Regions from separate parts of the Homo sapiens genome. Here regions 1, 2 and 4 are each linked to region 3. Evidence: chromatin contacts called from ENCODE Hi-C data. All regions are on one chromosome and are shown on one strand. Each heading gives the region's core, a stretch centred on a gene start or an enhancer-like site at or near the end of the contact. The rest is flanking DNA. Distances are from core to core; before and after follow the strand shown. Region 1 holds the start of EID1 (EP300 interacting inhibitor of differentiation 1). Region 2 holds the start of SECISBP2L (SECIS binding protein 2 like). Region 3 holds the start of MYEF2 (myelin expression factor 2). Region 4 holds the start of COPS2 (COP9 signalosome subunit 2).

What was found. Hi-C counts contacts between places; a loop is a spot of excess contacts on that map. Pooled maps may share reads with other maps.
Region 1: a loop to region 3 is called in a map of B cell, with 18 times the contacts of the local background. The contact joins the promoter of EID1 here to the promoter of MYEF2 in region 3. A Hi-C loop is called at or near these places in 1 of 168 maps with a recorded cell type or tissue (B cell), 1 of 37 single-sample maps with no recorded cell type and 7 of 50 pooled maps.
Region 2: a loop to region 3 is called in a pooled map, with 14 times the contacts of the local background. The contact joins the promoter of SECISBP2L here to the promoter of MYEF2 in region 3. A Hi-C loop is called at or near these places in 3 of 37 single-sample maps with no recorded cell type and 8 of 50 pooled maps.
Region 4: a loop to region 3 is called in a pooled map, with 7 times the contacts of the local background. The contact joins the promoter of COPS2 here to the promoter of MYEF2 in region 3. A Hi-C loop is called at or near these places in 2 of 37 single-sample maps with no recorded cell type and 8 of 50 pooled maps.

What each region holds. Positions count from the first base shown.
Region 1 is chr15:48,875,826-48,880,741 of GRCh38, reverse strand. It overlaps EID1 (EP300 interacting inhibitor of differentiation 1), which reads right to left and starts at 2,608. Exons shown (of 1, transcript NM_014335.3): 1 at 569-2,608. The coding sequence starts at 2,565. The coding sequence ends at 2,002. The region is part of intron 4 of SHC4 (SHC adaptor protein 4); the gene reads left to right. RefSeq lists enhancers at 2,354-2,653, 2,924-3,033.
Region 2 is chr15:49,045,167-49,050,415 of GRCh38, reverse strand. It overlaps SECISBP2L (SECIS binding protein 2 like), which reads left to right and starts at 3,970. Exons shown (of 18, transcript NM_001193489.2): 1 at 3,970-4,140. The coding sequence starts at 4,117. RefSeq lists enhancers at 3,504-3,633, 3,734-4,083, 4,374-4,513.
Region 3 is chr15:48,176,855-48,182,511 of GRCh38, reverse strand. MYEF2 (myelin expression factor 2) reads left to right here and starts at 4,217. Exons shown (of 17, transcript NM_016132.5): 1 at 4,217-4,435. The coding sequence starts at 4,275. It also overlaps a transcript of CTXN2 not described here. RefSeq lists silencers at 3,976-4,075, 4,246-4,675, 4,706-4,875 and an enhancer at 3,622-4,273.
Region 4 is chr15:49,151,793-49,157,195 of GRCh38, reverse strand. COPS2 (COP9 signalosome subunit 2) reads left to right here and starts at 1,597. Exons shown (of 13, transcript NM_004236.4): 1 at 1,597-1,671. The coding sequence starts at 1,618. It also overlaps a transcript of GALK2 not described here and the pseudogene NDUFAF4P1. RefSeq lists enhancers at 645-1,563, 1,322-1,851.

The DNA of each region.
Region 1 (4,916 bases), core at 1,359-3,858, 700 kb before region 3:
GTATTTACAATTTTCATTGTCTCTCAGCTTACTGCCTATTTTTAAGACTGAAAAACAACCAAGTCAATTGCAGAGCCCAGGTTTTTCTCCCCAAGATGGGCCTTCAGATGGAATAGTGTTTCCCACCCCCACCTCTTTGCCCTACTCAGTCCCAGAGAAAAACAGAATCACAACCTTCTAGTTTGTGGACCTCAGATTTTTTTTTCCAAGAGTTTATCTTTCCTAGTAAAGATAAACTTTCCTGGTAAAGATAAAGATCTGGAGGTAAATACAACCAGCCAGTTTATTGTGCACTAGCATACCCCCACCCACACTAATTTACATCATCCATGCAATTAATTACCTATCCACACTCATCTGACCGTAGCTGCACGCTAATTGAGAAAGCAGTGGAAGAGGCAGTAGGATTAAGTCTAAGCACCAACATTTTACTTCCACCATCTCTCCCTCCTAACCCAGCTAGTGTCTGAGCAATTCTGATCAGCCTTGTCACAGTCCTATCTTTTACAGATCTCTCTCCCCAAAAGACAGGATGACCATAAAATAAATAAGGCTCTGAATTGTCCTGTTGCATTGGATATTCGTTCTTTACTGCTATAATGGAGCAGAAGCATTTGGAACATTTTTACTGATCATGATAAAACCTGCTGATACACTTATTTTGCTGAACCTAGCCTTCTGATGTAATCATTACTCTCCTAGAACTTCAGCATCTTAGTAAGGTAACCACGGCAACATACTCATTGATAGGGCAGGTTTTCCCAGACCAGCAAATTCTTATAGGCAAAAACTTAATTTACAAAGTTTAATTTCCAGAAATTAATTTGTGAATTAGATAGCTGAAGCTGGATCATTTTCCCTTAATACTGGTTAACACATACAATAGAAAGTAGTATACAGAGAAAGTATGTATGCAATACTATTAGCCAAACAAAATACACAGAACAAGAAATTTTATTATCTCCAATGCTGGTGCATGACAAATAACAAGCTTAATTAGAGGAGGAGACAGAGGGAAACTTCAGATACCAAGGTAATTTCTGGGCAGGTTTAAAACCTTTAAAAGTTGATAGAATAACTGTTCATAAAGTCTTTTTAGATATAGCGCTTTTTACTTGACAACTTTTATTAACAGTTCTTACAATATGAAGTTCAACTAAAGTCCTTCATCTGTCAAGTTAAAACAGCAAGCAAAACAAAATTTCTCTAGTATATAACAGCATAAGCAATGGTTTGTTTTCTTTGTACATTCACACACATTTAGTGTCTAGATTTGAAACTTTTTAATTAAGGATGTCTTAATTTTTGACTTTTAAAAATGGTTATGACAATGGATTTTCTTGATTTATAGATCACAGTGGCTTTATAAATGATCAAGATACATGTACAAACAAAATTTCAGATGCTCTTGGAAACACATCTTAAGATACAAAGCACACGTGATACATATTTGAGTTTACTCATCCATTTATCTTACACTGAAAATGTAGCCTTTGATAACTGTGGCTTGACTAGATCACAAAATAGAATTTTCCAAGTTTTCTTAAGCTTTCAGTCCAAATAACTCAAAAGATATGTGTCCTAGTTGGATACATTTTTTTCTCATTATATAATTAGTATCAGTGGGCTTTTGTATTGGCAGTTTGTCTTGGTCATGACTTATTCTTGCAAAACCATCTTTACAGCAAACAAATATGAAAGATATTTTCCCCAATGCAAGGAAAATAATCTGGATCAATAACAAAGTCAAAGCCATAGGTGTTTTAGGACGTTCTTGATAATTGATTTCAACGGTCTTAAAATCTTTTTTCTTTTTCTTTAATGATTCTCTTCCTTTTTCACAACTGTGCAGTCACTGTCCTATTGTGTTCTATTCTGAAAAACAAATTTTTTTGAAGGTCAAGTTTTTCAATGGCACAAAACTATTTGGAATGAACCCAAAAGATAGCGGAAAGTTGGGTCCCTCCTCAAGTAGTTTCCTCCTCTTTTAACAGCATCTAACTACTCTCTATCAATAATCTCATCACAGCCGAGTTCTTCGGTCAGACGATTGACAACCATCAGTGAAAAAAGCTCTTCGATAAAAGCTAACTGATCAAACGGGGTCTTCTCATAATGCATCTGAAACCCGCCATCCAGGGCTGGTTCTCTTGTTCTCAGAAACATCTTGTCGGCTTCTTCAAGAGCGGCTGATACTCTGTAGCCGGCACCACTGAGCTGCTCCTCTTCGGGATAGTCGTAGTCGTCCTCCCAGTCATCAAATTCCTCGCCCTCGTCCTCGCTCTCGAAGTCTGCGCCCGCCACCTGGCCTGGCTGCTCCCCAGCGTTGGGCCCGTTAGCAAGGCTCCGTTTCCCCTCTGGCGCCGCCATTGGCTGGGCCTCCTCCTCCTCCATTGGGCCTTCCTCCTCGAGCTGTTGGGCCCCGCTGCGGGAGGGACGCAGGGATAGCTCCCGGCTCCCGCTGCCTACCTCCATCTGCGGAAGGTCACCCTCGCCAGGCATCACATCCATCTGCAGGTCACTGCTCTCTTCATACAGCTCGGACAACTCAGCCATTTCCGACATTGTGCAAACCGCTCAACCTCTAGGAAAAAGCTTCCAGCAAGACAGATGCTGCGCGGCCGTGCGTTCGTGCGCGTGCGCAAAGGCTGCGCGCTTGCGTAACCCCGCGCGCAGGCGTGGTCCTCAGGTACCGCCTCCTACTTGGCGCGCCACTGTGGTTGGAGTAGCTCAGTGTTTTCTCCGGGGTGTTGGCGTCGCCTTTTGAGCTACGTTTCCATCGATTCGAACTTCGTATCTAGGGACCCTGCATGCAAGAGCGTAACAGTTTCTGTGTTACTTAACCCTACTGCTGCTTGTAATGCTGCAAACCGGAAAATAACCTTACATGGCCTTCGTAACATTTAATGCTCCTTCCCCCCCTTCCTCTTCCCCTGGGCAATTTACCGATGTACTGATGACTTGTAAATCCACGTCTCCAAACCAGACAACATCCATAACCACAGATCAGCATATTAAGAACTAATCCATTTTGTCCTTTTAGTGTTTTCATTTAAAAAGTTAAATTCACAAACAACAGATATATTGTACTTTTTTTTTTTTTAGTTATAGTGAAGAAATACTTGGTCCCATTTCTTTTCGCCTGGGAGGTATCTTTCCACTATTAGCAATGCGGTGTGTATTCTTTGAATTCTTTTTATTTGCATTTACATGTATCTTTATGTATTGACAGCAAAATACTATTTTGTGTGTTTTTTAAAAACATGTTTTACCTGTTTTTACCTTCAACTTAAAAGCCTCAGGTTTTAAGTTGTATATACTTATATGAATTATATGACTGTGTATACTTACAGGATTCAAGCACATTTCATTTATTCTGCACTTTATTTCTATTATTATTACATTATAGTTATGTAGAATTATACAACTCACCATAATGTAGAATCAATGGGAGCCCTGAGCTTGTTTTCCTGCAACTAGATGGTCCCATCTGGGGGTGATGAGACACAGTGACACCCGAGGTGTGTTCCTTATGTCCGGTCTATTCTGTAATCTCATTTTGGTTGCTGTTACTGTGGAAAATCCTGCCTCACAAAGATAGGATGTTGAAAATGGAAGGAGGCTTTTCAGTACTTTTGTGGCAATCTCAGGATGTTCCGCCTTGACTTTAATCGAGAACGTATGGAGATTTGAAGTTGTCTCAAACATACTTTTAAGGCCACCGTCATTTGCAATATCAAGCAGTTGATCCTCTTCTAGCGTGGACAAAGTGGATTCACCTGGCTTATTCACAAATGGGTCACAGATCCATTCCGTCTTTTGTGGATGAGAAGTGTGATGGTTAATACTGAGTGTCAACTTGATTGGATTGAAGGATACAAGTATTGATCATTGGTGTGTCTGTGAGGGTGTTGCCAAAGGAGATTAACATTTGAGTCAGTGGGCTGCGAAAGGCAGACCCACCCTTAATCTGGTTGGGCACAATCTAATCAGCTGCCAGCTTGGCTAGAATATAAGCAGGCAGAAAAATGTGAAAAGAGAGACTGGCCTAGCCTCCCAGCCTAAATCTTTCTCCTGTGTTGGATGCTTCCTGCCCTCGAACATTGGATTCCCAAGTTCTTCAGTTTCAGAACTCGGACTGGCTCTCCTCTCTCCTTAGCCTGCAGACAGCCTATTGTAGGACCTTGTGATCATGTGAGTTAATACTTAGTGAACTCCCCTTTACATATATATACATATATATGTGTATATGTATGTGTGTATGTGTATATACGTGTGTGTGTGTGTGTATATATATATGTATATATTCCATTAGTTCTGTGCTTCTAGAGAACCATGACTAATACAGGAAGTAATGCTCAAAATATTTTGAAAGCTGAGATAGGTGATCATGCACCAGCTGGGAGAAAGAAGACCCTGGCTCAGTCTCTTTCAAAATCTCTGCTAATGTTTGAAATGTCAGAAATCCCAGTGTTCATTTGTCACCCGCATGATTCCAGTTTGGCTTTGAATGCAGCCACCTTATCTGCCAAGTTGAACACAGTTGTTGTTCGTCCCTGAAGTGACAGAGTTCACTGAGCAGGTTGAATATGTCACACAAGTAAGCAAGTTTTTTTGTGACCCATTCTGTGTCACTGAAATGTGCCGCCAATGGTGACTGTTTTTCTACAAAGAAATCTCTGAAGCAGCTCTCTTAACTCAAAAACTCTGGCCAGTGATCTACCTTTAGAAAGCCATCTCACTTCTGTGTGTAAGAGAAGACGTGTGTGCTCTGCATCCATCTCCTCACAGAGCTGCACAAACAGATGTGAGTTAAGGGCATGTATAATATGGTTGATAATTTTAATCACATACTGCAAAATGTTGTTAAGTTCAGGTGACATTTTCTGACTAGCCATCATTTCTCTATGGATGAC
Region 2 (5,249 bases), core at 2,721-5,220, 870 kb before region 3:
CATGATAAATCAAGTGTAGCAAAATGATCCCAGGGATTGATGGGATCCCAGGAATTCTGCCTGAAGCCATTTTAAAAGGGAATCCAGCAAATAAGGCTGGCTTGCTCTTCCCCAAATTGATCAAGCTGAGATTTAAACCCTCAGAAGCACAAGGGCTGAGGGCTAGGGTCATAAGTGACTGCTCTGAGATGACTTTGCTGCATGTAAACATGCAGGAAAGTAGTAATTAAACATCTGAGAAGCTCTGCCATCCTCCCCCTCACAGTCCAAACCTAGAGAAATCTAAAAGCCTAATCTGAGTATTTAAGGTACAGGAGGTGGAGATAAAAAATGTAGAAAACAAAACTGAAGTGGACCAAGCCACGTCCTTCACTGCAGGCTTCCAGCTTGAAGCAGGACTGAGCTGGGGAAAAGGAGAAGTTTTGACGTGGAATAAAGTTTGTGTGACCTTCACGAGATTTCATCCAAGGCAGAAAAAGAAATCATCTTCAGAGAATTTGAAGGTACAGGACAATAAATAATAATTCTACTTGCACCCTAGTGAATCCTGCTCCTTCAATAAAATGCACATGCCTAACAAAACCCCAACCCTGGATGAAAGAATCCTGATTTAATATAATATTACAGCTCATTTATTCAATAAATATTTGTGGAGCACCTGTTGCATGCTAGGCTTTGGTATAGGTAGTAAGAATAACAACAATGTATAAGACAAGCATTTGATATAAGTAGAGAAGTTTTCAATGTCACTGGAGGTAATGGTGACATTCTATGTTTTGATAGAGATTTGAATTACATAGGTGTATGCGTTTGTTAAAGCTAGAATTCAATATTTGGTTATAGTTTTTTCTTTTGAGATAAAATGTACATATAATGACATGTACATAATTTAACTATATGTTTGCTGAATTTTGACAAGTGCCTAGTCACCACAACTCCACCTCTCTTTATTGTCAGCAGGTAACCTTGCCTCCTACATCACTGAGAAAACAGAAGCCATTAGGCATTCCCTCAACTTTTGGCACCAAACTTACAAATGTATATAATCTGTAGCCATATTGATCTTTTCTTCCTTTCTTCTGTTACAGTAGATAACATGCCCCTACTCCCATCAAAGGCCTCTTTCTTGCCCCTGGTATTTGTGTCCTATCCCCTCCGAGCTTCTCAGAGGCCTTCATCTATTGGATTATCCCTCACATTCTGAACCCTCATTCCAAGGGATGAGCTTGTGTGAGTACTAAAGGCTGAATTTTCTCTTTCCTCAGAATGCTAACATGTGCCATTTCCTCTTCTTGAAACAATTTTCCTACTTCTTCTCCTTTACTGATCATAACTCCTACTCAGGTCTTTTTGTAGATGCTATTTACTCAAATAGCCTTCCCTGACCTTCCATCCCTTACCATGGTAGCACCTATTATACTTCCTTTTTCATTACACTCATCTCACTTATAAAGACTTCTCCTATGCATGTCTTGCCCACAAGACAAACATGGTCTCAGCCCTCAAGGTGTCTCATAAACTGCTGTACCTCTAGTATTTAGCATAGTACCTTGCACATTAAATATTTATTGGTGAATAAAATAATTTGCATTCATTTATATCATCTGTAAAGTGTAGTATTTTTAATATGTCTTACTTTTTTTCACAGATTTTAATTTTTTATCTACTAGCTATTGCCATCTTTTTAAAGATTACATTAAATGAGAAGGGCATTGTGACATTTCTGTTCTCATAATTCTTATGATTCTGTTCTTATAATTTTAATGAATGTCTTGTACATAGATTCTCAATGAAAACAATTTTACAGTCATAAAAATCCTATAATGTGGAAAGATCCTTGGGAATCCTATATTTAAATTTCCTCAGATCATTCCTCAGAAGAAGGAAGAAAAGCAAAAGTACTATAGTATTTTTATGAGTGCATTGCTATTATCTTTTTACTCAGATGAGGGTATATTATGGCTATAGACCACCAGTAGGAAGACAATCTGAAAATTCAGTTATTTTGTCTTTCAATTGTGAAGGAGGACGGTCATCTGTTAGTTTACATAACTACTCCTTATAAATAACTTAGTTTTTCTGAGCAACCAACCCTAAATTCATTCAGCATTCACTGAATCCCAGCTAGGTGTGTGATAGGCACCAGGGACCTAACATTACGTTAATTGCACATATATTTACAAATGTTACATAAATTTGCAGTTCAAATACACATGCATTGATATTAAATTTGAGGTGGCAGAAAATTTACTAAAATTAAATAAATATATTTAAATGTAAATATAAATGTGTAAATATAAATGTTTCTCCTTTCAAGATGTTTCTATTGCCAGCCTTGATATAAGTCTTGCTGACACAATATAGCTCCTTTCAGCAGGCCAATATATAATACAGGTTGAATGTCCCTTATTTTGACATACTTGAAACCATAAGTGTTTCAGATTTTGGATTTTGGAAGATTTGCATTATACTTACTGGTTGAGCATCTCTAAACTGGAAGTCCAAAATCTGAAATGTTCCAGCGAACATTATCCTTAAATGTCATGTCTGTGCTCAGAAAGTTTCTAATTTTGGAACATTTGGGATTCAAGAGGGTTTGGAATTTCATAGTTTCCATTAGAGATACCCAACCTGTATCAACATAAGTACAGCAAGGGGCCTTCACATAACAAGCCTCATATTGGAGTCTAATAACCAGACTAATAACCTAGACTAACTGAAAAGGCAATTAGTCTTTACTGATATCTCCTGAAGCATGACAAAGCAAATTTCTTAAAATCTCTTTCCCATTCCTAGCTGTGGATCTCCACACCAGTGCCCCAAACAGCAGCCACCTCAACTCTACCTTCACTTAAGTGTAATTTAGCTTATACAGTTGTCCCTAAGTATCCCAGGGGGGATATTGGCTCCAGGATCCCTGCTGATACCAAAATCCATGAGTGCTAAAGATCCTTATATAAAATGGTGTAGTATTTGCATACAATCCATGCATATCCTCCGATATACTTTAAATCATCTCTAGATTACTTATAATACCTAATACAATGTAAATGCTGTATAAGCAGTTGTTAAACTGTATTACTTGTATTTTATTGTTGTACTTGATATTTCTTTTTTCCTCAAAATATTTCTATCCGCAGTTGGTTGAATCTTCACAGAGGGTGTGGGTGTTGGAGGGTGTGTCTGAGGAGATGCCCAGAAGAAATTTGCCATGCTAACGGTAGTGCCCAGTTTCAAGACAGTCTCTGCCCTTAAGGAGCTAAGGATCTGAAGATAAAATAATTACCCGTTGGGTGGTGTTATACAGATCCTGCATAAAATTAGGATTTCTGAGATGGGCGAGGTCAGCCTGGATGTGAGCCTAGAAGTGGGCATGAACCTGGATAATGAATTAACTCTCAATAAATATTTGTGGGGAGCTTCCTAGCGGGCCTCTTCCAGTCATTCTGTGTATGCGTTTTACATATGCATTTTTCTAGGGCAAGACTCCATTATTTTCAGAATATTCTCATTCCTTTATAGTCATGACTCCCTTTATTTGCGTAACATAAGGAAGGAGCAGATGTACGGTGGGCAGATGAAAGCTTTTCCAACATCACTAAGAGGTGGTTTCAGATCCTGAAGAGGTCTTTGAAGTCCCGGGAGACCTGGGTCCCAAGTGGTCTGACACTTCTCGTTTAACAGTCGCAGGGGTGGCGTGTGGTTCGGGGCACCTGCTCCTGGGCGCCTCCACCTGGCCTTAGCCTCCAGGCCAGGCCGGGTTCCTCCTACCCTTGCTGAGGCCATTTGCTGTCACTCCGCCCACTGCCCCTCTCTGCCTCCTCCCCACTCCTTTTCCTTCCGTGCGCCTCCATTTCTAACTACGCCTCCAGCCCATTCGGGCCCTCCTCGGCTTCCGTCCCAGATGATCCCTCCCCGAAGCTGCCACCGCCTCCTCCATCTCCCGGAGCTGGAGCCGCCTCCTCGGCCAGTGGCGTAGCCGAATCGGTGTCGCGGCCAGCCAGATAGGGGCGGAGGTCCGGAACCCAGTCTGGACCCGAGCGGGGGGCCATGGAGAAAGCGGCCCGAGGCGCTGTTTACACCGACTAGCGCGGGCCCGTTGCGGCTGCAGGCACCATGGACCGAGCCCCCACGGAGCAGGTACGCGGGTTTGGGCTGGGCCCGCCGAGCCGGGGGTTGGGGTCGCCGCTTCCTCACAGGCCAGGCCCAGTTCTCCGAACGTGGGGACCGGGGGCCGGTCCTGCGGCCGCAGACCCCCTCACCTGGGAGCCTGGCAGCTCCCAGCTCTCCTTCATTGTTCCAGCTGCTGCCTGGGACTTGGGGGCTTTTCCAACCCTGATTACTTCCCAGGCGGAGGGCTCGCCGTTGCCGCTTCTCCCCTGCTTGGTGAAGGGGTCAGAAGGCTCCAAGTTGTCCCTGCTCTCCTGGGAGGAGGGCTTATAACTTCTAGTAGTCTCCCCGCTTCCCCCATTCCCTTCAGCTCTGGAATGTGTTTTCAAGGTGGAAAGGCGTTTGAAGGCTTCTCACCCAGAAAGACTGTAAGAGAATGTGTGGTAACTACAGATGAAGGGAAGTCACGGGCCTTTTAGGTCTGTGTTCAATGGAGCGAAGCATTGTTTTTGCAGTGGTTTTACGGAGGTGTTTCTTTTAAGAAACGATACTACGATTTCCCCTTGTCCTTTTATCCAGTTATTTTGCAAAGAATTGTAATTAGTGGGTTTTTTTTTAAAGCTAGCTCTATTTTAAGGGTGTAAAGCATAAGCTTATTTTCGAACCCGTTTTCATATTCGCAAAGTAGTCCTATTAGTGTTCTGTTTTATTTTTATTTGCATCAAATTCCTGATTATGCATGCTAGTAGGTGGTAGCAGGCAGGGATGATAACAGTGTTAAAAGTAATCGAAAACAATAGTTTCCCCCCCAGTATTTTCCACTCTTAAGATCTCTGCGAAACGACTTAATTTGAAGTCCAAGTTTATTCACTCTCTATTCCCTTCTTCGAAGGCCTTGCCCATTGATGACTAGATGACGGAAGAAGAGAGGCTAGTAATTTCTGCCTATTAATTTTACAGTTGGATAATTAGCACCTGAATTAATGAGATAAGATTTCCCAAATTCCTGTATGTGTCTATATGTAGTTGAAGCCGGTTTGTATTTTGAAATCGGACTCTTAGCAGGCAAAGCACAGCTTCCTAGTTGTGTATACTTGTTTTTACAGAAGACTTTTTTTTTTAAAAAAAAGCTTTATGTG
Region 3 (5,657 bases), core at 2,968-5,467:
CTGAAAAATCATAGCTTTCACCAAACTAGGCTCATAAGCAGCCATCAGGAATGGTGTGACCCTTGAGGAAAAGGGCTGTAATACGGTACAATTTTTGGATTCTGTTTAGTTTCATGAAATGGAGGATCACAGACAGAAATCCAATGGCAATGCCTGAAGGCAATGGAGGTTATTTTCTGAATTATTTGAATAATTGAGGTAAAAGTGGAGTTTCTGCCTGGATTATTCAGATAATTGTCTTAATTCTAAACTTCACTTAGCTAGCTGGTAGAGACCTTTGTATAGGATGTATTTTTGGAATGCTAAATGCTAAAAAAAAAGAACTCCTAAAGTAAGCAGAGCTGTGGTGTAATGAGGGTGTATTGGGGGTGATACAGAGATACGGAGGGAGAGAGAGAGAGAAAGGAGGAAAAGAGAAGAAGAGAGAGAATGGTAAATAGCTAATCGTCAGAATAAGATTAAACTTTACTTTCTACTTGATAGTAACCAATGTCCACATTTTCATCACAGAATGAACTTTCTATAAAAAGGGAAATACATATGTAGATTTCAAATATAAACCATAGTATTTTAAAAAGTTACGAATTCCTTTTTAAGCTTTAAAGAGGTAAATTTTTACTTTGTAAGGTTTAGAAACTTCATGCCTTCAAATCCAGCAATTTATATAGTGAAGCAAATTGACTTAAAAATTATACCATACTTTTTGTTTTACTTCATATTGTTGGTCTTTGCCGTTTAATTCTTTTTTCTTTTTTGAGTTTCTGAATACCCCAGAGAAGGTAATCTATTTATTATGAATTCTAGGGCTAGAATATCAGCACAAATATGGAAGTATTTTTAGAAGCTATTGTCACCATAGAAATGTTAGCCACCATTTTTGTCTAGTTTCTTTTTCTTTTAAATTTTATTATTATCCCTAAAACTTAATTCTTAAAGACAAAATAAATTAAAAAAAAGAAGAATGATGACATCCATTCTCTTCTTCATTGGTAACAGAACCCTGGGCAGTAAGCCCAGCCCCCAAATTATTTGCCAACCTCCCCCACAGATGAGTGTGTCATGTGACTAAGTTCTTGCCCATAAGCGGAAGTGTTGTGTGAGACTTCTGGATAGGTCCCTTTTTTTCTGGACTCCTTCTGACCTACAATGCCGACAAGGTGCCTCGATCTCCAGCAGCCATCTTGGGTCATAGGGCAACCTTAAGAATGGAAGCCTCACACTAGGATGGCGAAAGATTAAGGTAGCAGGAACCTGACTTCACGATGACTGTGAAGCTACTATATATCCTCTGGGATGCTCCTTCTGCATTTATTTTACTTAAGAGAGTAAAAATGTATATCTTGCTTAAGACACTATTATTTCTAGTTATTGTTATTAGCAGATGAACACAATTCCTAAGTGATACATATATTAAGGTATTAATTGAAAATATTTTGTGATTTCTAGGATTAGATTTCTAGATACGTGTAATAGCTTTTCCCCTATCCCGCCAGGTACACACACATAAACATGCATTCTAATTTGTAAGAAAGAAAACTAAGTGATTATGTGAAGTTGTACCAGTAATATATTTTGTGCAATTGCAAAGGATAATGCTTTTGCAATGTGAATCATGGGAAAATAAGAATTTGAGCATCACTTAAGAATTTTTCAATGTACCTACATGCACTAAAAAACAAACAAACAAAAAACAAAAAACCAAGGCCGGGCGCTCTGGCTCACGCCTGTAATCCCAGCAATTTGGGAGGCCAAGGCAGGCAGATCACAGGGTCAGGAGATGGAGACCATCCTGGCTAACACGGTGAAACCTGTTTCTACTAAAAATACAAAAAATTAGCCGGGCCTGCTGGCGGGCGCCTGTAGTCCCAGCTACTCAGGAGGCTGAGGCAGGAGAACGGTATGAACGCGGGAGGTGGAGCTTGCAGTGAGCAGAGATGGCGCCACTGCACTCCAGCCTGGGTGACAGAGCGAGACTCCATCTCAAAAAAGACAAAACAAAACAAAACAAACCAAAACAGTAGAGAGGAAGACAAGCAAATACAGAAATGGAATTCAGCAACAGAATATTAATAGTTTTTTCTTTATCTTTTGCAATTAATAGCAAGAAAGGAAGGAAAGATCAATCTATTGAGCAGTCAGATGGAATGGTAAAGATTAATCATTCTCTTCCCTTCAGAAGTTGCCTTAATTCTTTGTCTTTTAAGATCCAGCTCTTTTATAAGGCCCTCACCAATCTCTCAGTAGGAATTAACCTCTGCTCTTTATCAGGACTAGAACCAAGCTACAGCGGGTGAGGCATTTGTCTTGGGTACAAAAGTTAAAACTCAGTAATCAAGATAAATATTTTAATGGAATATTTTAATTGGCAAACTAAGGCATGTGGGCCAGTCTCCTGTTTTTGTAAATAATTTTTTAATTATACTTTGCTTTTATTTGTATTATAGCACTTAAATAGTACTTTTTACATTAGCCCTCTCCCAACAGGGCTGTACTCATTTTTGTATTCCTCATGTACCTACTACTCTGTTTGAAGCATAAAGGCCTCTTAAAAAAATCTTGCATTGAGTTGATTAAAGGATTTTTGCAAGAATATATTGTACTGGTGATGGTGGGGTTCAATTTTCATACTGAATTCAACAATAGCAAAAGAATAACAGAATGATGACTATTTTGAAAGTACTTATAATTTAGTGCTGTGGGAAAAATCACTTGGCTTGTCTTTGACTAAAACCCTGCTGAGCTTAGGGAGATAGAGAATTGTAATATTACATTATGTTCATATAGCACTTTTTCCTACATAAAGTGCTTTCTTTTAATCCTCACCTCAATCCTGTAAGGTCGGTATTGCTATCCCTATTTATTGTAGAGAGATTGAGAAATGAGGTGACTTGCCCAGGGAGTTATGGGCAAAAAGAGGCAGAGCTGGGGTTCTAACCCAGATTTTGTCTGTCACAATTGAATGCCCTTTCTGCGATTATAAATCTTATGTCTCAGAGTTGAATGAGAAACAATTTATACAGCAACTACAATAGCATTCTTATCATTAAAATGTTCTGATTATGTGTGTGTGTGTTTGTGTATGTGTGTGTGTGTATGTGTGTGTGTGATGAAGTAGCTGAACTTGGTATTTTTCGGTAGAGGGTAGGAAACTACACATTGAAAAGCCGAAGATGAAATTATGTTATTTGAGTATTACTTTCTAACTATAACTTTACCACTGATGTGTGTATGATATTCTGCAAAGTGACTAAACTGTACGTGTTTGCTTCTTCATGGAAAAAAAATTTGGGAAGGCATTTAAACTTTTCAGCTGAAAAAGGTTATGTCAATGTGAAAGATTATAGTACTCGAGAATTAGGAGTTGATTAAATTTAACGGTTTCCTTTTCATACTTAGGGGGAAAAATCTACGACTGTATTTTAAAACTCCATATGGCAATTAAATTTGAGAGCGTATAACTAACTACTTCACTAGAATTTCCATCAGTATACAATAAACACACAGTCAAAACCTCAAATGTCCATTATTAGCCCATCTAGTAGACGATATTTTATAATTATGGATTCCCCATATTGATTGATGTCCAGAGAAAAACTGCAGTCTTCTCTTACTAAGCTGATAGTTGAGTTCCTGGGAAATCCTCACCCCCTAAGAACAAATAATTCTCAAAGAAATTCAAAGTCATTCCTTTTGGTGAATTGCAATCAGTCATCAATAACTATTTATGGAATGTCCGAAGGGTGCCTAGGCATTGAAATGGCAAGAGACTTATATTTGCTTAATTCAAAGGATTTCTAAAGGCAGTCTGAGGACTTGCAAGAAGTCTTTAAAGATGCAAAGTGGTGTGTTCTTTAACTGCCCCTACCTGGAATGAATTGAACAGTCTGGGTGTTAGGGCTTTGATGTCTAATCCCGCTTTGCAAGCGAAGACTCCACTGGTGCCAAGCGACAGGCGGGCTGGTGGGCAGACATGGCACCACCACCGGGGGCTTTCAGGACTGGTCCAGCCCTCCCAGGCAGGTGTAGGGCCGACTGCAGCAACAGCGGCCCTGACCCCAGCTCCCATGGCTCCCCTCCCCCCGCACTCCCACCCCCCGCACCCGGCACACACCATCTCCCAGTCACCCAGTCTCGACCGGTTCTCGCGAGATCCGGGTTACTGAGCGCTCGGGGCCTTTTCAAATCGGGATCCGTTACCGCTTCCCCGGCAGCCGCCATTGTCGCGCTCGGAGCCCCTCAGCTCAGGCGGCCGAGGCGGAGGCAGCGGCGGCGGGATGGCGGACGCCAACAAGGCCGAGGTGCCCGGGGCCACTGGTGGCGACAGCCCGCACCTGCAGCCCGCAGAGCCGCCGGGCGAGCCGCGGCGAGAGCCGCACCCCGCGGAGGCGGAGAAGCAGCAGCCGCAGCACAGCAGCAGCTCCAATGGCGTTAAAATGTATTGTCTTTTCCTCCGGGAACCGGGGCGAGGTGGGGGGCGGGGAGTCTACCGGGCGGCTAGAGGCCGGGCTGTGCCCCGATGGGGGACAACCACCCCCAGACCCCGGCCCGCCCCCGGGCCATCGGCTTCCTGAGGAGCAGGTGCAGCTGGGCCGCTCCCAGGCCCTTCCCCGCCCGCCCCAGGCCTGGCCGCCTGTGGTCTGGGAGCCGGGGCTGGGGGCCCGGGGACCAGCGCTCTTCCCTGATTTCTAGCCCGAGACAGCGAACACCCCTCTTCCCTGACTTTGGTTAAAGAATCTTTGAGCAAAGCTCAGCGACCGCCACGGTTTGCAGGAAAATGGTCCCCCTTTAAGGACCAGTAGTTAGTGTTCATCACTAGGGAGTATCTAGGGATGACATCATCGGACATTTCCTCTTAACCACCGAGAACATATTTAAAAGGAATATTCCTGGCTTCTTTCTGAGCTTCACAAGTTTAGTGTTTTGTTGTTTTCTAAAGTGTATGTTCATTTTTAAACTGATTTATACCGAGAGGAAGTTTAATAATGTGCTGTTAGACTCTATGTTTTGTGTTACTCTTGAATTGGCTAGACGTACTTTAAAAAGGGAAATGTGCGATGTGCGTGGCTTCCCTTCCCACTGGGTAATGTGCGTCAGCTGTGGAGAGTATTTTTTTTTTTAACTCAGTGTATGATTATCTTAAGTTTGGTATAATAGATGGTTAAGATTTTTTTTTTCCCAAATGAAGGAAGACTTTTAAGGTCGCAGCTGTCACCAGTGCCTATAAAGAATTTAGTTGACCCCAATCCATAATAATTTCTGGTTCTAGGGAAATGTTATGCTCTCCTTTGTTCCTGTCCTGTGGGAGGATATGAAGTTAAGCGCTTACTTTCATATGCCTACCTCCTTAAACCTGAAGTTGAAAGTATGTTAATAATTAAGTGAAAACATCCTTTTCCTTCTCTGTTATGCCTCAGAGCAGAAAGCAATAGATATATGCTCACAGTAAAATAGACAAGGGAAAGGTCTTTCTGACCTTTGTATAAGCATGTTTGAAATTGTATGGTAAGAACTGGACCAGTCTGTGTAAAAGTTGGTGGCAAAAAAGATGGGGTAGCTCTCCCCAGCTCTTTGACACTCTTGCTCTCAAATGAGTTTGAACAGGATCGGCAGCATCTTCTAGGAGAATAGAGGTGCAGGTATAAGAGATTGGAACTTAG
Region 4 (5,403 bases), core at 348-2,847, 980 kb before region 3:
AATGAGGGATTCAGGACACTTCCCAAGGGGTCATATGACCAATTTAAAAGTTGGTATGATGTGTCTAAAATAACAAATTAACTCTTTTACTTATAATAAAGGTACAGATGTGCTGATTAGTCATGCTAACATGTACATATGAAATATGCCTAAACCAAATTAAAAGAAAACAAAATACAGTCTATGGCAATCTTGAAAATTCAGGGAGCTCAATAAATATTAAGAGGATGCTCTCACAATGAGAGCATTAAACACTTGGTAATTAACATAATTTAATATGCAAAAATAAGAAAATATACAGGATGAGGGATGAGGAGTACACATAGGAAATTTTTGTGATTTTCTTCATTTTGATTGTATTGCTTTCTTGTCTTCAGGAGGGAAGATTTTGACTTCAAAAGTAACAAAATATTTAAGAAGGGAATTCACATCTTTCTGTTCTAAATGATATTCTTGCGCTATTTTCTCAGCAGTTCATGTTTCTGGATAAAGTTTATGATTATTGAAAAGTGTCAATGCTTCTACAGTGGAAATTTTGCCTTTGGGAATGCTCTTAATATTTATCATATCAAAGTGATGGCCTTTCGGCAATCTGAATTTCTTTGGCTCCTGACGTGTTTCAGCAGCTTTCAGCTGCACGGAAGACACAGGATCTTTGGAATCAACACACACATATTTTAGAAATGACAGCAGCTTGTCATCTTTACGAGCAATCTCTCCCTTAATTTCTGGATAGAGACTAATCTGCTCTGGCAGGAGGCTGCTGGTAGAGGGGTGCCTGGGAGCGAGAGAGGGCTTCATGTTGCGGATTTCCCTTTCCGCTCGGTTCTCTTGAAATTCCTGATCCCGCGAGTCACCGCAGCCCCCATCTCCTTACAACATGATGCCCTCAGGTTCACAGTAATGTATTTTTTAAAAACCAGTCGTTGTTACCTTAATTTGGTCCCAAGGGCTGTAAAGGTCAGTTTACAACTCGTTGAACAACTGAGTAAGATTTAAGGCAACTCAACTGATAGCTGCATACCTAATTTAGGATATCCATAGAATTGTTTTGTCAACTACAAATATAACAAGCATTAAGTGTAAACTGTGTTGCTGAAAAGTACTCCAAGTATCTTAGGAACACCCACCGCAATGTGTGGGCTAAATGCACACGTACAATGATAGCAGAAATAATACCTGTCATATAGGACGGGCATGTCAGCCTTTTCTCCGCGAAAGGCTTCTGGTCCTAAGCTGTCCCTTACTTTCACCGGAATGAGATGCGTCCAGAGTCCCAAGCAAGGGAGGAGACTGCTCCTTTACCCAGGAGGCTGGAAACTGCTCGATGCGAGCGCAGTTTCCGACGCCCTTCGGCTGAGACCTGCAGCACCGGACGATGTCCCAGTTGCCAGCTTTAGTTGCTAAGGCACCAACCACTTCGGAGGAAACGGGGGGTGGTGCAGTCTCTTTTGGAGTCGTAGCGAATCAGCTACAAGTCGAGATAATTAGTTCCGGCAGGAAACAGCTCCTCTAAGAGGGACTGGAAGGCGGAAAGAAGCTGAGAGTGACGCCTCTGAGCCGCGGAGGATTGTGGGAGGAGGTTGTCTCCAATTTCTCCTCCCCCTCCCGGCCAAGATGTCTGACATGGAGGATGATTTCATGTGCGATGATGAGGAGGACTACGACCTGGTGAGGCGCAGGGAATGGAACTCTGAGGGTGGTGATGTGTCTTGTTTTCGGGGTCCGGGCCGGGGCGCCCGCGGCCTCTCCCCGTAGAGCATGTGCCGTTTACAGCCTCTCTCAGTGCGGTGACAGGACTGGTTTACCTCCTCCCCGTTCCCGCACCGGGCCCGGGCCCTGCTTCTCCAGCATGGGGGAAGGGAGGGCAAAGGAGGCAGCGAAGGGGGCCCCGGGCCTTGCCCTCCGAGTCTGAGCGCCTCTTCGGTTTACACGGATGCCCCTGGTCCCAGGCGTTCGGTTCTCTGTCTTCTGCCTCCCCACCGCGCTAGCCGCCTCGGTGACCATGCTGCGGTGTAGGCCCTGGCTTTGCCCTTTCGGGCCCAGCGTTCCGGGCCCCCACTTCTTCACACTGGAACTGAGCGGGTGCGAAATGCTAGGAGAAGTCAGAAAACGGGGGTGTCCTTACTGCTCCCAGGCCTGACTGCGAAACGCAACTTGTGAGTCTCCTGGAGACATAGCTTAAATAGTCTTGCCAGGGCCAGTTTTGGTCCGAGGTAAGTGTGTAGGGGAGAGTTCAGAGCAAAGATAACTGAAAAAAAGGTAGTCGAACCACTTTTTCAGTTCTTTATAAAGAAAAGCTGGGGAGGAGGTTTTGCTTGTGGTGTTTTTGGAGGACGGGTGAAAGATAATTGAACCCATGGCTTTTCCCTTAGAAATTTCCCAGTATACAAAGTTTAAAACAGCAACAGCATAGAAATAAACGAATTTTTCTGACCGAATGGAGATTTTTAAAGATTCAAAGCTTCATTTATTAATGGATTTGCAAGTTTGAATAACGTTTGCTATTCAAAAACATCGTGTGGAAACTCAGAAAATTATCTTGATCCAGAATTAACGTCAATTTTGCTGTGTTTCTTTATTTTGGGGGTGTTTCATATGGTTCTTTTATGGTGATGCTGCATTATCATAAAGTTACGAAATAGATGTTTTGGGACGTCTGACTCATTTTAAGTGCCAGAGATTGTCAAAATATTAATACATTGTTTTGAATTAGTCTATAACTTTTTCGTATATATTTTCAGTTTTTTGCATTTTAAAATAAGGCACACTTTGCAAAAGGGAGAAAGGAAATTCTCGCTATTATTTGAAAGTCATAGTAGAGATTTTTATAATTTTTAAAGTTAAATGTAGTTTCGCTAATAGTTATGGTTTCTACCTTACATTTTAGTTTGTGCAAGCCAGTTGTAGGCAGTGACTTCAGTTCATTAAGAATATGTATCTGTCCATTTTTACTTATTACCTGTTTATTTATATTACAGGTGTTTTGTTATCAAAATGTTTCTTTTATATGTGCTTGTATTTTTTTAATTGATTCATAGTATTTTGTACATATTTATGGGGGGTTTCGTTACATGCACAGGATATGTAGTGATCAAGTCGGTATTTAGGATATCCATCACCTTGTGTTTTTATCATTTCTGTGTCTAGGGAATATTTAAAGTCATCTCTTCTAGATATTTTGAAATATAAAATACGTTTTAACCATAGTCACCCTGCTCCGCTGTCAAACATTAGAACTTACTCCTTCTATCTAACTGTTGGTTTGTACATACCATTAACCAACTTCTCTTACTTCCCCACTCCTCTTCCCCCCACAACACCCTTCCTATCATTCTACTCTCTACCACCGTGAAATCAACTTCTTTTGCTCCCAGATCTGAGTGAGAACATGTGATATTTGTCTTTCTGTGCCTGGCTTATTTCACTTAACCTAATTCTCCAGATCCATGTTGCTGCAAACTGACAGAATTTCATTCTTTTTTATAGTCAAATAATATTCCATTATGTATATATACCACATTTTCTTCATCCGTTTATCCATTGATGGACACTTAGGTTGATTCCCTGTCTTTGCTGTTATGAATAATGCTGCAATGAACATGGAGTGCAGGTATTCCTTTAATAGACCGATTTTCTTTCCTTTGGATAAACCCAGGAGTGGATTGCAAGATCTTATGGTAGTTCTACTTCTAGTTTTTGAGAAATCTCCATAATGGCTATACTAATTTACATCTCCATCAAAAGTGTAGAAGAGTTCTGTTTTCTCCACTTTCTTGCCAGCATTCTATTATTTTTTGTCTTTTTGATTAATAACCATTCTAATTGTGGTTTTGATTTGCATTTCTTGGTAGTGATATTGACCTTTTTTTTTTTCATGTATGTGTTGGCCATTTGTATGTCTTCTTTATTTATTTACACATGTATATATTTTTAGAGATGGGATTTTGCTGTGTTACTCAGGCTGGGCCCAAACTCCTGGGCCCAACCAATCATCCCGCCTCAGCCTCTTAAGTAGCTGAGACTACTGGCACGTGCCACCATGCCCAGCTGTATGTCATCTCTTGAGAAATTGCATTTGTATTATTAGTTTGTGTTTGTAAGTGTTTCTGCTTACCTCTTTCCTAAGCAATAGTCTGTTGGATACATAACTTATTAGCACTGTGATCAAGCTGATGATCATCTTTGAGAATGTAATGTAGCAATAGCAGTGAGAATCTTTTTGTCCCATGAAGTACTTGATTAACTTTTGCAAGATTTTTTATTAAACATACAGTGTTTTAACTTGGTCATATTTTCCCAGCCTTTTAGGGCCTACGCTACATGAGCAGTAAAATGAAGTTGAATATATAATTGCTTTAACTTTTTTTTTTGAAACAGAGTCTCACTCTGTTGCCCAGGCTGGAGTGCAGTGGCACAATCTCAGCTCACTGCAACCTCCGCCTCCCAGGTTCGAGCGATTCTCCTGCCTCAGCCTCCTTAGTAGCTGAGATTACAGGCGCCTGCCACCACACCTGACTAATTTTTTGTGTTTTTATTAGAGGCGGGGTTTCACCATGTTGGTCAGACTGGTCTTGAACTCCTGACCTCAAGTGATCTGCCCTCCTCAGCCTTCCAAAGTGCTGGGATTACCGGTGTTAGTCACCACAACCAGCCTTGTTTTAACTTTTTTATTTCTTAAAGTAAGATTTTGCACTACCACATAATGAAATGAAATGTTGGAGTTTTCTGTTGGGTTTTTTGTTTTTCTTTCCCTAGCGTTCTATTAAATAGCTCTTCCTCCCCTCATCTGTCTCTCATCAGGTGTCTAATTGTAAAATTATTTATGATCAATTTACTAACAGTTAAAACTTTTGGTGGCATAAAACTTATTTAGTAATTTGTTTTTCATTTCCTTAAATCATATATTTAAAAAAAAAAGATTAATGAAGCAGGTTACCATTTCATGCTTACCTTTTGCCAAAAGAGTTTTTCTTTTTTTAAAATAGTTATTTTGTCTGGGATTTTCTTTTTTTTTTTTTATGTTTCTTAGTATTTAAAAAATGTGCGTAATTGACTTGTTTTCTCAAGATTTATTTTTATAAAAAATGTATTGTTTTTTGGAAAATTGATCATCACCTCGTTTTAGTTAAAGTGTTAACTAAGAGCAGTGAGTATTGCTGACCACAGTGATACTCAGCATATCTTTATTGGTCGTCCAATGATATATTTTAACACCCTAAATCACTTTGTTCTTCCCCAATCTGGTAGAAATAGGTAGTTAGGATACCACCTGAAAAATTAAGTCTGTTTCTAAAACTGTACTGTTTTTACCCAAGAAAGTAAATAATGATTTCTGCCCAAGAAGAATCTAAAATAAAACAAACTTGTTATTTAAAAAAAAAAAAAAAGAAACGAATATAA